Regions from separate parts of the Homo sapiens genome. Here region 2 is linked to region 1. Evidence: chromatin loops called from intact Hi-C (ENCODE). Cell type or tissue: HepG2. All regions are shown on one strand. Links, peaks and the distances in the headings refer to the core of each region. The heading gives the core; the rest is flanking DNA.

Region 1 (6,186 bases), core at 588-5,587:
ATTTTTCTTATTCTGATGAGCATGTGACTTGTCATGTGTGGCAAAGGTTGACTAAATTGTAAGTTTAACCCTCCTGTGTTCTGGTTATCTATTGTTGAGTCACAGGCTACTCTAAAACTAGTGACTTAAATCAATGACATTCATTCTGTTCATAAATGTGCAATTTGGGCAGGGCTTGGTGGGGACACGTTATCCATGCTCCTGTTGGAGTTAGCTGAAACAGCTTGAAAACTGATGGCTGGCATCATCTGAAGGCTCAGTTATTAACATTTAGTTGATGCTGACTCTCAGTAGGACCTCTGCTGCGGTCATGACCAGAATCCTAGCACACGGGTTCTTCATGTGGATACTTAGCTTCCTCAGCGCATGGTGGCTTGGTTCCACCTTAAGAGAATCAAGCAGAAGCCTCATCCCTTTTATCTCAAAAGTCACACAGTGTCACCTTTTCCATGGCCACTGACCTACCCAGATTCAAAGAGAAAATATAGACCTGTACACCTACTGATGGACAAGTGTCAACATTGCACCATAATAAGAGCACAAAGGATGGGATATAGATTATTGTGATCACCTTTGGAAAACATACTCTTCTACCTTCCAAAATACCAAACATGCAGTGATGAAGACAGGCAAAATTAACCAGTATTTGAAAAAAGTGAAAGTAAGACAATAGTGGTTTCATACCTTATACCACCACCCTGTGGCCAGGAAGAGCAAGGCCCATATTTCTGATCACTGTTCCTCAGCCTGCCAAACTTGGGCCACCAGTTATACTTCCCCAAACTCCCCGCCACCCTCTACCCCACTACAGCCTTGTTAGAGAGGAGTTTAGGGAATAAGTCTCCATCTTTGACAGCTCTCTTTTTGTTGTTGGTGGTTCTGAAGCTCTGAGAATGGACTTAAGACAAGTGGAAGAAATTAATCAATACAGTATTACCTAAAATCTGAATTGCTGGTCCATTAGTTTTCTCTTAGTTCCACCAATTAAAATGCTGGTTCATGGCCTGTTTGCCCTCAGAAATGCTCGTTGCCTTTTTGCTCTTCTAAATTTGGTGGTCTCTTCATCAGGATCCTATGTCATCTACCTTTTGTTGGAAGCAAGGAGCGAGGGTACTCCTCCCTCTGCCTTGGGTAGAATCTCTGGCCAGTAGCTGCATTTCCTTCATGACCCTATCACCTGGGTTTCAGGAACACTCCATTCTCCATTCTCCCTTTCTTCCTCCATTGTAGGGAGATGGTGCCCCACCCCCCGCTGTTGCTAATTTCTGGGTTGACATACCATCCCATCTGACTTCTCTCAACTATTCCACCACCTAAACTAAGTCCATGGTTAAATGCCCTCTGTTTCAAAACCATAAAGTTACTCTAGTGTTATTTAAGTATTCCAGTATTATTTTAGTTATCCTATCTCTGTTGCAGTTTTTGTGTATTTGTAGCTGAATCTACAAATTTTTAAAAATCAAACTAAGTCTATGTCACGTTCTCTTTCCTTTTAAACTGTGGCTTCTCCCATTTTAAAGTAAGTTAAGAATGTATTAATTTATTCACTTTCAGACAAGACAGGTATTTACTGAACACATTACAAACTATACACATTTAATAAATAATTCTCACAACTCAATGAAGTTGGGACATGACCCTGCTCTTATAGTGAAAAACAACTGAGATTCAGATAAGTTAATAAAATAGCTTATCCAGAGGTCTTTTTATTATTCTTCCCACTAAAATACACTATGTCACTGCATATCTTATTTTCACTCATTGGTCTTTATCCTGGTTTAAAATTAGCCATTTGGAATTTGGTAATAAATTTCTGGGTGTTTAGTGAGCTCCTCCAAAGTCCTTATTTATGTTCTTGATAAGTATTTTTTTCATCGATGCTTTGATAAATCAAAGCTTTTGGCTCAGAGTTAGTTACTATAAGAATCCAATTGGTACTAAGGTAAGGAAGGGGAGTTAAGGCATTTCAGGATAGGTGGACACAAGCGAATCACCAATAATTATTTCAGTTTTTCACTATTTGCATACTACTCTCATAGAACCCAAAAAATTTAATTTGTAGAAAGAACATCTACAAATAAATAAATATTAGCATTGAAATAAACCTGTTACTTGCTTACACAGCAGGCCTGTTATTAGGAAGAAATTTCATTGAATTCATAATATCCTCATTATTATAACTATAGTCAGCTATTCTCATGTCACAAAAATGCTTCTTCATAAAGTGATGATTTTGTTGAAGCCATGTATGCAATGAGCCAGATGAATAGCATCAAAGTTTATTTGGTATCACCTTGAAACATGTTTGCAGGCTCAGAAACACGCATCTTTTATGTATATGTGTATTCCTTTACACTCTTACATGTAGACTAATTTTGTGACAATTGGAGTTTTTCTGAGTTTCTTTTGGGGAAAAAATATAGAAAAACGAAAGGTTGAATGTGAAGACAGAACCAAAGAAATGTGAAAAGCTGAAAGTGAAAATAACAGGTCTCTGTCATAGTCAGGACTCTAAGATGTCCCCCAGTATTCCCTGTCCCAGGTGTACTCACACTACATAATCCTCAGAACTGTAAATTTGATGTCTTTTACATGATTAGGTTAGGTTAAATGATACCATTAACCCTGAGATGGAGACATCCTCTTGGAGGTTGAGACCTCATCAAATGACCCTTTAAAACATAGTTTTCTCTGGCTGGTCATAGCAGGGGAAGTTGGAGAGATTCAAAGGGCATTTTAGTTGCTGAGACGGAAGGGACCTCTTGGTAAGGAAGTGAGAGTAGTCTCTAGGAGCTTAGAGCTGGTCCCAGCTGATAGCCAGCAGGGAAACAGGGATTTTGATGCCACAACTGCAAAGACCTAAATTATCCCAGTGACAACAACGAATTAGGAAAAGAACACTCAACTCCATGTGAAAACGCAGCTGGCTGACACCCTGATGTTAACCTGAGCAGAATCCAGCCTTGAATTGCCTGGACTTCTGACCCACAGAACTGAGCTAAATGGATGTTGTTACATGTTGCTCAATTTGTAGTCATCCATTACCTAGCAGTAGAAAATGAATACACCTCCAAATGTGGCCAAACAAATCCCTTTCAGTGCACTGGGAAAGCATGGGTTGACAGAACATAGAGGAGTTTTTGGGCACAGATTGTCCAATAGAAGTCATACCGTACCCTGAACAACTCCTGTGGGTTCACAAAGTATTCAGATTTACGGAGTACTGAGGTTTTATCATTCAGCTTTAGTATGTTAAAAGCATGTATAGTGTCCAAACTCATCAAGCACATTTGATCTGGGCAAAACTCCAAGAATTCTATGAGTTTGAAGCTCAGTTCCTCTCAGCATTTGGGTCCATAATCATGTTTGTAAGCAGATGGTAATCCAAGACATTGTATGATAGAAAAACCCTACCTCAATATTTTCTCTCTAAATCCAAATCACTTCCCTAAGATGTGTAATAGTCAAATAAAATGGTAAACTATATTTTGTGGAATAAGCTGGCATTCTTATTGTTGTACTTACTGACCAACAAATGGATTTGAATTTTTGAGAATTCTGTGTGCAAATGCAATTTACAAATACCTGAAAAGCACAAACATAATCACAAAAACCTAAAAAATGTGTTAAAGACCATGCTGATAATTATTTTCTCACAAAGATAATTGTAAAGTATATTATTAAATTGTGTTGGGCAAATATAACATTCCTGAAAAGTTGGGCATAAAAAAGCATTTTTAATAACATAATTGCTACTGAACATATTCAATTTTAGAGATGGAGTTTATTGGTAGCCCTTACCATTTGCCTTTATCTCTTTAACTATGATAAATGTGATTTCTGAGCATTTATTTAGGGAGTGAAGTTAACCTTATGAATAACAGCATACTTCTGTACACAGTATGAGTTGTATTGGTTTGCTCTAGAGTGTTAGTATCTGAAAATGATGAAAAAGAGACCTATCTATTACATACTTATTGTTAGCACTGACTGATGGACTGAGTAGGGCATGAACACACTTTTGCTGCAATGAGACTTTAAGTATAGATTTTAAATTTATTGATGCCCTGAATACTAGAAGATTTTATATACTGCAATGCCATCTCAATCATGAATCAAAGTGTGGTATGTGGGCCATGTGAGATGATTTTATAGATAGCACATCTAAGAACATTTTTACTTAAGTAGGTATTTATTTGAATGTATATAAATGTGTCTGTCCTTTCTATTTAAAGAAAATGATATGTGTTGAGTAAAGTATTTATGTCAAGTAAAGCCATGATGCTATTTTCTAAAAAATCAAATATATTTAAGTAAAAATGAAATGAAATATAATAAAATGATTATTTTAGGTGTTAAATGGATATGGCAAAAATTGTCGAAGTGGTTTAAATTAATTAAACATTTAAAATGTTTTATTTCTAATTTTTTCCTTAATTTGATTCCCAATTCTAGTATCAATTATAACCCTTTACTTTTCTAAAATATGTTTACAGAAGGCATTAAGTTAATGTCAGCAATTAAATGTATTTATTTTAGAATTTAAAGTTATTTATTTTAGTTGTGCAAATAATTTTTCTAAATTATTCACAAACTACTTTCTCCTATATAAAGGTTCTAAATCCAAATTTCTCCACATCTTGTGATATGTGTTTTAAAATACAATTAAGATAATCTATTTTCAACCTTTGCTTCATATAATAGTTTTGAAATACATATTTTTTAATTGGGTCAATAAAATAGTTGATCAACAATCACTTTTATAATCACTGCTTTTGTATGCATATTTTAAAATTTTAGTATATAGATGTTTATATTAAAAATGGTTTTAGCATATTTATATAAAGGATTTTTATATGTGTTATACAGTTAGTTGTTAGTGGTTACATAATAATCGAAACTAGTATCTGACACTTTGTTCAGTATTTGTGATATAACAGAAAATACTGATGTGTAAATTGTCTGTGTTCAGTATAAAACAGAACTAAGTCACAGTGCTTTTGAAGATGAACAAAAATGCTATTTCATTATGAAATATTTTGCACACCTCCAAATTATATTAGAATTTTCCCACTCCACCCTTAGGGCCTCTATATTATGTGAATCCTCCCCAGATCATCAGCAATGAAAATGGATAATGTTTTATTCTGTACTCTGCCTCATTCAGTGTTAGTTACTACTGCTATTGCCTCTGTCTATATCTTACCATGTGATTGACACCAAAAGCAATCTTAGGATGGAGAAGAAGCAGAGTCTTCTTATTTAGGCGCACCCTGGAATGCATTATAATTACATACTCAAGGGAACTTATGCAAAACACAATTTTACATTTACATTATGGGCTCTGCCTGCAGGCAATGACAGTAAAGAGTAATGAGATGAAGCCAAAGATTTCTGCAAACTCTTCTCTCTGCAAAAAAATGGGAGGAGGAGGCTCAAGGGAAAGAAATCCTGTAAAAGTTGCACGTCATAAATAAAATACTTAATTTGAAAGGAATATGAGAAAGAAGACTGTTTTAGTTAGGGAACAGGTTAAGCTGATATAACAAAAAGACCAAGAATACAATAGCTCGAAGGAAAAAAAAAAAAAAAGAATTTTATTCTCTCACATATCGGTCCAGAGGAAGGCAGGGGATTCAGGGCAAGCAGGAGACTCTGCTTCCCAAGGGTACAGTAAGGAACCCAGGTTTTCTATGTGGGGCTCTTTGAACCCCTCAAGAGCTTCCTCTTGACTACATATTAAAAACTGGCTCACCAGCACTGTGTCTACCCAAAACTAAGGAAAGGAGAAAAAAGAGAGCAGGGAGCAAGACTGGGATATTGCATATATCAGTTCCCCTTACATTGCATTGTCAAGAACCCAGCGTTACATATCCACATAGAAAACTTGGAAACTATAGTGTCTTGCTGGGCAAACACTCAGCAAGAACTTGAGAAGCTTTACTATTAAAGGAAAACAGGGAAAGTATATTAGAGAAAGACTAGAAGTCTCTGCCTTTGGCCTTGAGCTGCCAAGGATCCACATGCACCATCTTCCCATACAAAGAACACAGCAGGTTCTCTCCTAAAAATGCAATTAAAGCTTATCCAGTTATTGTTCCCAGATCAAAATCTGAGATCTTTATTTCTCTCCACCTGATCTAAAACTAGCTCTTCAGAAATTAGTGGTTTATTATCTAATATACA
Region 2 (6,186 bases), core at 760-5,759, 270 kb before region 1:
CAAAGTTTACTCATCTTGTTTTGTTTTCATTTTGTTTTGTTTTTCTACATAAAAGAACAATTGAAAACAGATGAGAAAGCTAGTTAAACAAAGATGATCTTGGTATACAGTAAAGATAAAATAAAGGCAGAATGAAGAAGTATATTTTGTGAAAAAAATATATACTACAAGTTTACATACTATAAGGTTACATACTACAAGATTCTATTTGTATACCTTCTTGAAATGACAAAACTATAAAGATGAATAACAGATTGGTAGTTGGAGACATGGACACAAGTGAGAGATGGGTATATTGATGAAGGGTAGGATGACACTGTCCCTTTTAGGTAATATATTAGTACTATATCTTCATTCTGGTAATGATCACACAAACTGAAACATACAATGAAATTGTATGTTTATATAACATACATACTTCATATACATACACACAAGTACACATGAAAATTGTTAAATACTGAATAAGATTTGCAGTCCAGTTCAGAGTATGTCCCCTTGTCCATGTTCCAGTTTTGTATTGCACTACAGTGTGTGAAATGTCACCAACTGAAGGAAGTTGTGTAGAGGGATAATGGGACTCTATGTGCCATTTTCTACAATTTCCTGTGAGTCTACAATTATTTCAAAATAAATTTTTAAAAAAATCTATGTATTTTATAAATTTGAACATAGTAATCAGTAGCAATAAATTAAGTTTCTGGTGACTTTTGACTGCCTGGGAATGTAGGTGATATGTTTGAGATGATCAGAAGAATACAAGCCATGTGGAGTATACTAAAATGCATTTGAGAAGGGCACTGGGGTGAAGGGCAGCCACATAAAAGATTTATCCAGTCATGCTACAGAGATGCTATAACTCAGGTAAACAAAAGGCCCCTGGGACTGCTGATCAATATAGACATTCTCTGCATCGTAACATGCTGTGGACGGAACAACACACTGGGATTGCAAATATAAGTCCTGTTTTCAGTCACAAGGGCAGTTTTCAGCATAATCCAGAATGAATAGCACTGAGAATTGATTAATTTCATGGCAGTTAGTGATCTCTAAGTAATATCAGAAAGAGGCAACTAGTAGTGTAGTAATAACAATGGCTCAGCACTTTCTATAGCCTGGACACTGTGCTGAATAAGAGCTTGTATATTCACAAGAAACGTGTGTAGTAGTTATTGTTATTACTCCATTTTAAAGATGTGAAACCAGTCCCAGCTGTGTAATGTGGTATATCCAATGTAGAGGATGGTACAGAACAGAGAAAGATGTCACCCAATGGCCTCACTCAAGAGTTGTATTAGTCCATTCTCACACTGCTATAAGGAACTGCCTGAGACTGGATAATTTATAAAGCAAAGGGGTTTAGTTGATTCACAGTTCCACAGCGCTGGGGAGGTCTCAGGAAACTTAAAACCATGGAAGAAGGGAAAGCAAACAGGTCCTTCTTCACACGGTGGCAGGAAGGATAAGTGCCAAGCAAAGGGTGAAAAGCCCCTTATGAAACCATCAAATCTCATGAGAACTCACTCACTACCATGAGAACAGCGGCATGGGGGTAACCGCTCCCATTATTTGATTACCTCCCACTGGGTCCCTCCCATGACACATGGGGATTATGGGAACTACAATTCAAGATGAGATTTGGGTGGGGACACAGCCATCCCATATTCAGAGTCCACACTCTTGATACCGCACTGTACTGATTCTCAAGTTGTACTGATTCTCATAGTGGGAAGGATGTTTTCCTTTTGCTCTGTCTCCACAGTCCTCACACACAATGCCTGGCACAGGAAAGATGCTCAATAAATTTATGAGAAAATCAATGGTGGTAATATATCTGAGTGTACGTGTGTGTGTGCATGCATGTGTATGTATGTTTTATGGCAAAAAAATCTGTAAGACTATACAGTAAAAAGTTAACAGTAACTATTTCTGGATGCCAGAGTTATAGAAAATTTACTAATTTTTTTGTTTCTGTGAGCCTATACTTTCTACTTTTTACAATAAATATGTTATAAAATAAAATAATAAAAGTAATCTGAAACTTAAAAGGCCTTATGGATCATTGTTTCAAGAAGAATCAATTTATATATATCAAAAAATACAGCTGAATTTTCTGTTGTTTAAGATGTAAGAGTGACAATCTCATATTTTACTTTAGTTTTTAAATGGCACTTAATTCACTTCTCCACTCCAGGAAAAAAAAAACCTGTCTTAATACAATTAAAAACAGTATCATTTTGCTTTTCATGGAAAGATAAACAGTGCCACTCTTCCAATAAATCTTTATGCCCAACACATTGCACATGTGCTCCAGTGTCTAGGATCATGCCTGACATAAAATCAATTTGTAATAAATGTTTGATAAATGAATGAAAAGGCTAAAGGGAAGCATCCTGGAATCAGGATAGCACTGTGTATGCTAAAGTATTTTTCATACTAGCATACAACACTAGTATATAATCTTATTAAGAAGTTCTAAGAAAAAGGGATCACCACTGAGTGAGTAACAATTTAAAGAAAGCAACACAGAGGAGGCTCCTTTAGCAGCAGCAGCAATTACCTTTCAAATTTCATGACTGACTCTGCAATCAGAGAACAGGATTACAGGCTCTCATTATTGGCCTCAAATTTACTTAAGTGTATATGTTTCTTTAGAGGATAGTTGTATAGTCCCTTATACAGTGTGTTAGAAAGAGTCCTCTAGGAAACAGATGCCAAGATGGGAATGACTAATTTGCAAGAATGTTATTAGGGGATGTGCCAATGAAAGAAAATTGAGAGGGAGCCAGGAAATGCTGGCAGAGCTTTCAGACCATGCTACAGGCATGACCCAGGCTGCAGGAGAGAGGAAGGGAGGGTTAGAGGAAAGGTTCTAGTCTGCTGTGTAGTCTAAAGAAGATTCAGCAAAACTGTAAGGGCAGCCTGGAGCCAAAGTCAGTAGTCATGGAAGTCCCGTTTTTCCTAGGAACAGGCCAGACTTAGCATCCCTGCCACATCACAGATGCCCGACAGGGGGCAGCACGGAAAGGTGTGGCCTCAGGAGGAATGCAGAAATGATGTCAGAGCTCTGGGCCTGGGCCCTCAGTCAGGTCAGCTTGCTGGAGTTGGAGGTCTGCAAGGCCATTGCCATCACTACTACACATAGAATGTAAATCTAAAAGGTTCTATTAAATAAAACATTCAGAGATAACTTTTTGTTTTAAATAACGACAAGAAACATCGGTTTAATAACAGGGTCAAGCGTGGAATGTGAAACCTGCTGTCGATGACAGTGCTAACCTATAGAACTTCACCATGCACTTTTTCCATGAAGCAATCAGCATCTTTCATGGCTGATTTATACAGAGGTGCACATTATATTTATTAATGTTTGCCACATGTATACCCTGCACAAAAAAAACAGGGTAAGCCCTTAAATATTACATGAATGAATGCCATAGGTATGTATTTCACACACACACACACACACACACACACACACACACACACACACGCATATATATATTATCCTTAGCAAGTTGTTTCTCTTATAAATATTTTATTTCATTACCTTGTTTTAATATCTTATTTTTAATGGATAATAATGATTTTATGGATGTTATAAAAGATTAAAATAAAGTTAATATTTTCAAAGTGTCTGATGATGACTGATAACTTGAATTACAGAAGCTTCCTAATTCTTCTCCACTTTTACATACATCCACCCATGCTCTGTGACAGACACATGCACACATTCTCATGAATTCTATACCTCTTTGAAGTCTTGTTTCTGATCACATTTATATCCTTTCCCAAACACCTAGATCATGTTGTCTTGTAGAGTAGATTTGGGACTTTTTATATGCTATACCAGAAGCATATATTTAAGGTAGAATCAACCTTTCTATGTCTTTTATGTATCAGATTACCTACCTGCTTGCTGGGCTAACAGTATGTGCTCATTAAATATTTTATTGACTGAAGAAAATAAAGCCATTAAACCATTATGTTAGATCAAGAATTTGCAGTTCTTTATTTCATTTTGTCATTTAAAAAATATAATTTATATTCTTAATTATTTAAAATCATAACAATTTTGGATAGGTATCTAAATGTAGATAACTATATATATAGTATAATCATATTTAATTTTCTGATGTATAAATTATACTGATAACCATAACACAAAATTTATTTCATTGTAAATTTTACATATAACAACAAACAGTAAAAACACATTTCCTTAAATGTTAAAAAAATATATATTTTCATCCAACCATAAGAAGGGTTCCTTTTCCAAATCAGGAATCCTTAAAATGGCTTTAAAATGAATATTTGTTAAAGATAACAGGTTGCATATTTTAGGGAAAGATCAATTTTTAGGGTACTTTGCTTCAAATAACCTGAACCATCTTTTTTCCTAATATAAGGTTTCTGGGCTACAGATTTGAAAACCATTTTTATGAGAGCCACTGCTGAGTTTAGCCACTCCTCTTTCATATACGTATGTTTAATACAGCATTTGGAAACCAAAGAACTACAATATTCTTGCTTTATTTTTATTTTTCCTTAGGAAATGAATGAGGTTGACCTGTGTGTTACCTGCTACCAACATGTTACCCAGTCATTTGGGCCAATGATCACCTGGAATCTTGGTCTGCATCAGTGCTATCCAAAGTGTGTCAGAAGAACACCATTAATGTTACCAGAGGACTTGTCAGAAGTGCAAATTTGTGGATCCCCCAGATATGCTGAATCAGAGTCTCTGACCCAGAAGTCTGCATTACAACCAGATCTCCAGGTGATTTTTTTGTATGCTAAAGTTTGAGAAACATCAGCATAGAGGACAAAGTGGGCATCCCACAGATACATACAAATAAATGTGGATGACTGACTAGACTTCAGTTTTCATGTAAAAATTTCAGTAATACATAACGTAGTAGTAGGATAAGGAAATCCTTTCTCAAAGTGACCTCACACTATCTTACGTAAATTTGTAGTCATTTAGAATAAATTGTAATGAGGTCATAAATTCTCATGAAGTAGCTAGTAACAAAGGGACTTGAGGGTCCTACTGTCAGGAAGAGGGGCAGTGTCTGGTTCTTCCCCCTGATCTATACTGAGGAGATTAACTGAAGTTTAGCTATATTTAAGTGTCAAGTTTATGGAGTTAGGGTATAAAACAATGACCAAGAAAAGCTTGATGAAAGTCAAGACCACATCACTAAGCCCAAGTGAGAAACAGAGAAGTTAAATTCAAAGGTAAAATCGGGGGCAGTAAGGGTGAAATCAAGTACAGGTTTCAAAGTCAAGATAAAAAATACTGAGGTCAAAGATGGCACTACAAAACAGTTAGAAAAAAACAGGATATTGAACTAAACTCACAGGAGAAAATTTGAGTCCCTGAAGTACCTGTTGAAAGAGCTTCTTCTAGATGTAGCCTCCCACTCAATTTGTCTTGATTCCTTTTGTCTATCCCAGGGCAAGGTCATGCAACAAGTGGTAAAGCCAGGAAATGAAAGCAAAGTTTCTCAATTCTTCCATTCAGCCATATTTCAACATATAAACACACAGCTTTATGAGCACAAAACCTGGTATTCCACTGAACTTCAATCATTTAAATCCACCATTGCCCAATGAATTTGGTTTAAAATATCTTTCTCATGTTGAGTAACAGTCTTTAAGTTATTATTCCCTAATAAACAGCACATTTTAAATTTTTGCCAAAACTCATTCCAGTGCTTTTTGCCATGACTTTTTCAGAGTATCTGTACACAGTCACAAAATAAATGGTATTTAAAGGTATACTGGGTGTTATTTTTTTAAAAGAATTTCACAAATACAGAAGAGTTGCTTTTTAATAATAGCTAGGAAGGTTTTAAAACAAAAGACAGGTTAAGATAACAAAAATATATTGCTCTGCCATCAAACATATATAAGTAAATAAAGCACATAAGACATCTTCCTGTTACAAAGGGTAACAGGAAAAATATAGATATTGATTAGTAAAGGATGCGAATGCAAGAAATAAAAGGCTACCAAGAGAAACTGAGGCAGAGATCACAGAAAACTGAAAATGAAAAGAGGAGATTAACAAGTAGAGAAATACCTGGTGCCAAGTAATATGATGAAATAATATTTTTCAAATTCCCATGACTGACAAAATATACTAGTTTCTTCATAAAGCTGTACTATTCTAGAGCCAGT

What was found. Peaks named below come from ENCODE experiments on the same cell type or tissue, not always from the same donor. Only the 100,000 strongest peaks of a DNase experiment are listed, where the experiment ranks them.
Region 2: a loop joins it to region 1, with 16 times the contacts of the local background. A loop is called at or near these places in 3 of 110 quality-filtered maps.

What each region holds. Positions count from the first base shown.
Region 1 is chr13:91,369,836-91,376,021 of GRCh38, reverse strand. No RefSeq gene overlaps it. Among named protein-coding and RNA genes, the nearest start is that of MIR92A1, 22 kb to the right of the region's middle. In HepG2, for the core only: a CTCF peak has its summit at 707 (motif pointing left); a DNase peak (open chromatin) is centred at 3,011.
Region 2 is chr13:91,644,378-91,650,563 of GRCh38, reverse strand. All of the region lies in intron 2 of GPC5 (glypican 5), which reads right to left. Among named protein-coding and RNA genes, the nearest start is that of GPC5, 250 kb to the right of the region's middle. In HepG2, for the core only: a CTCF peak has its summit at 3,017 (motif pointing right); no DNase peak of the experiment used is centred there.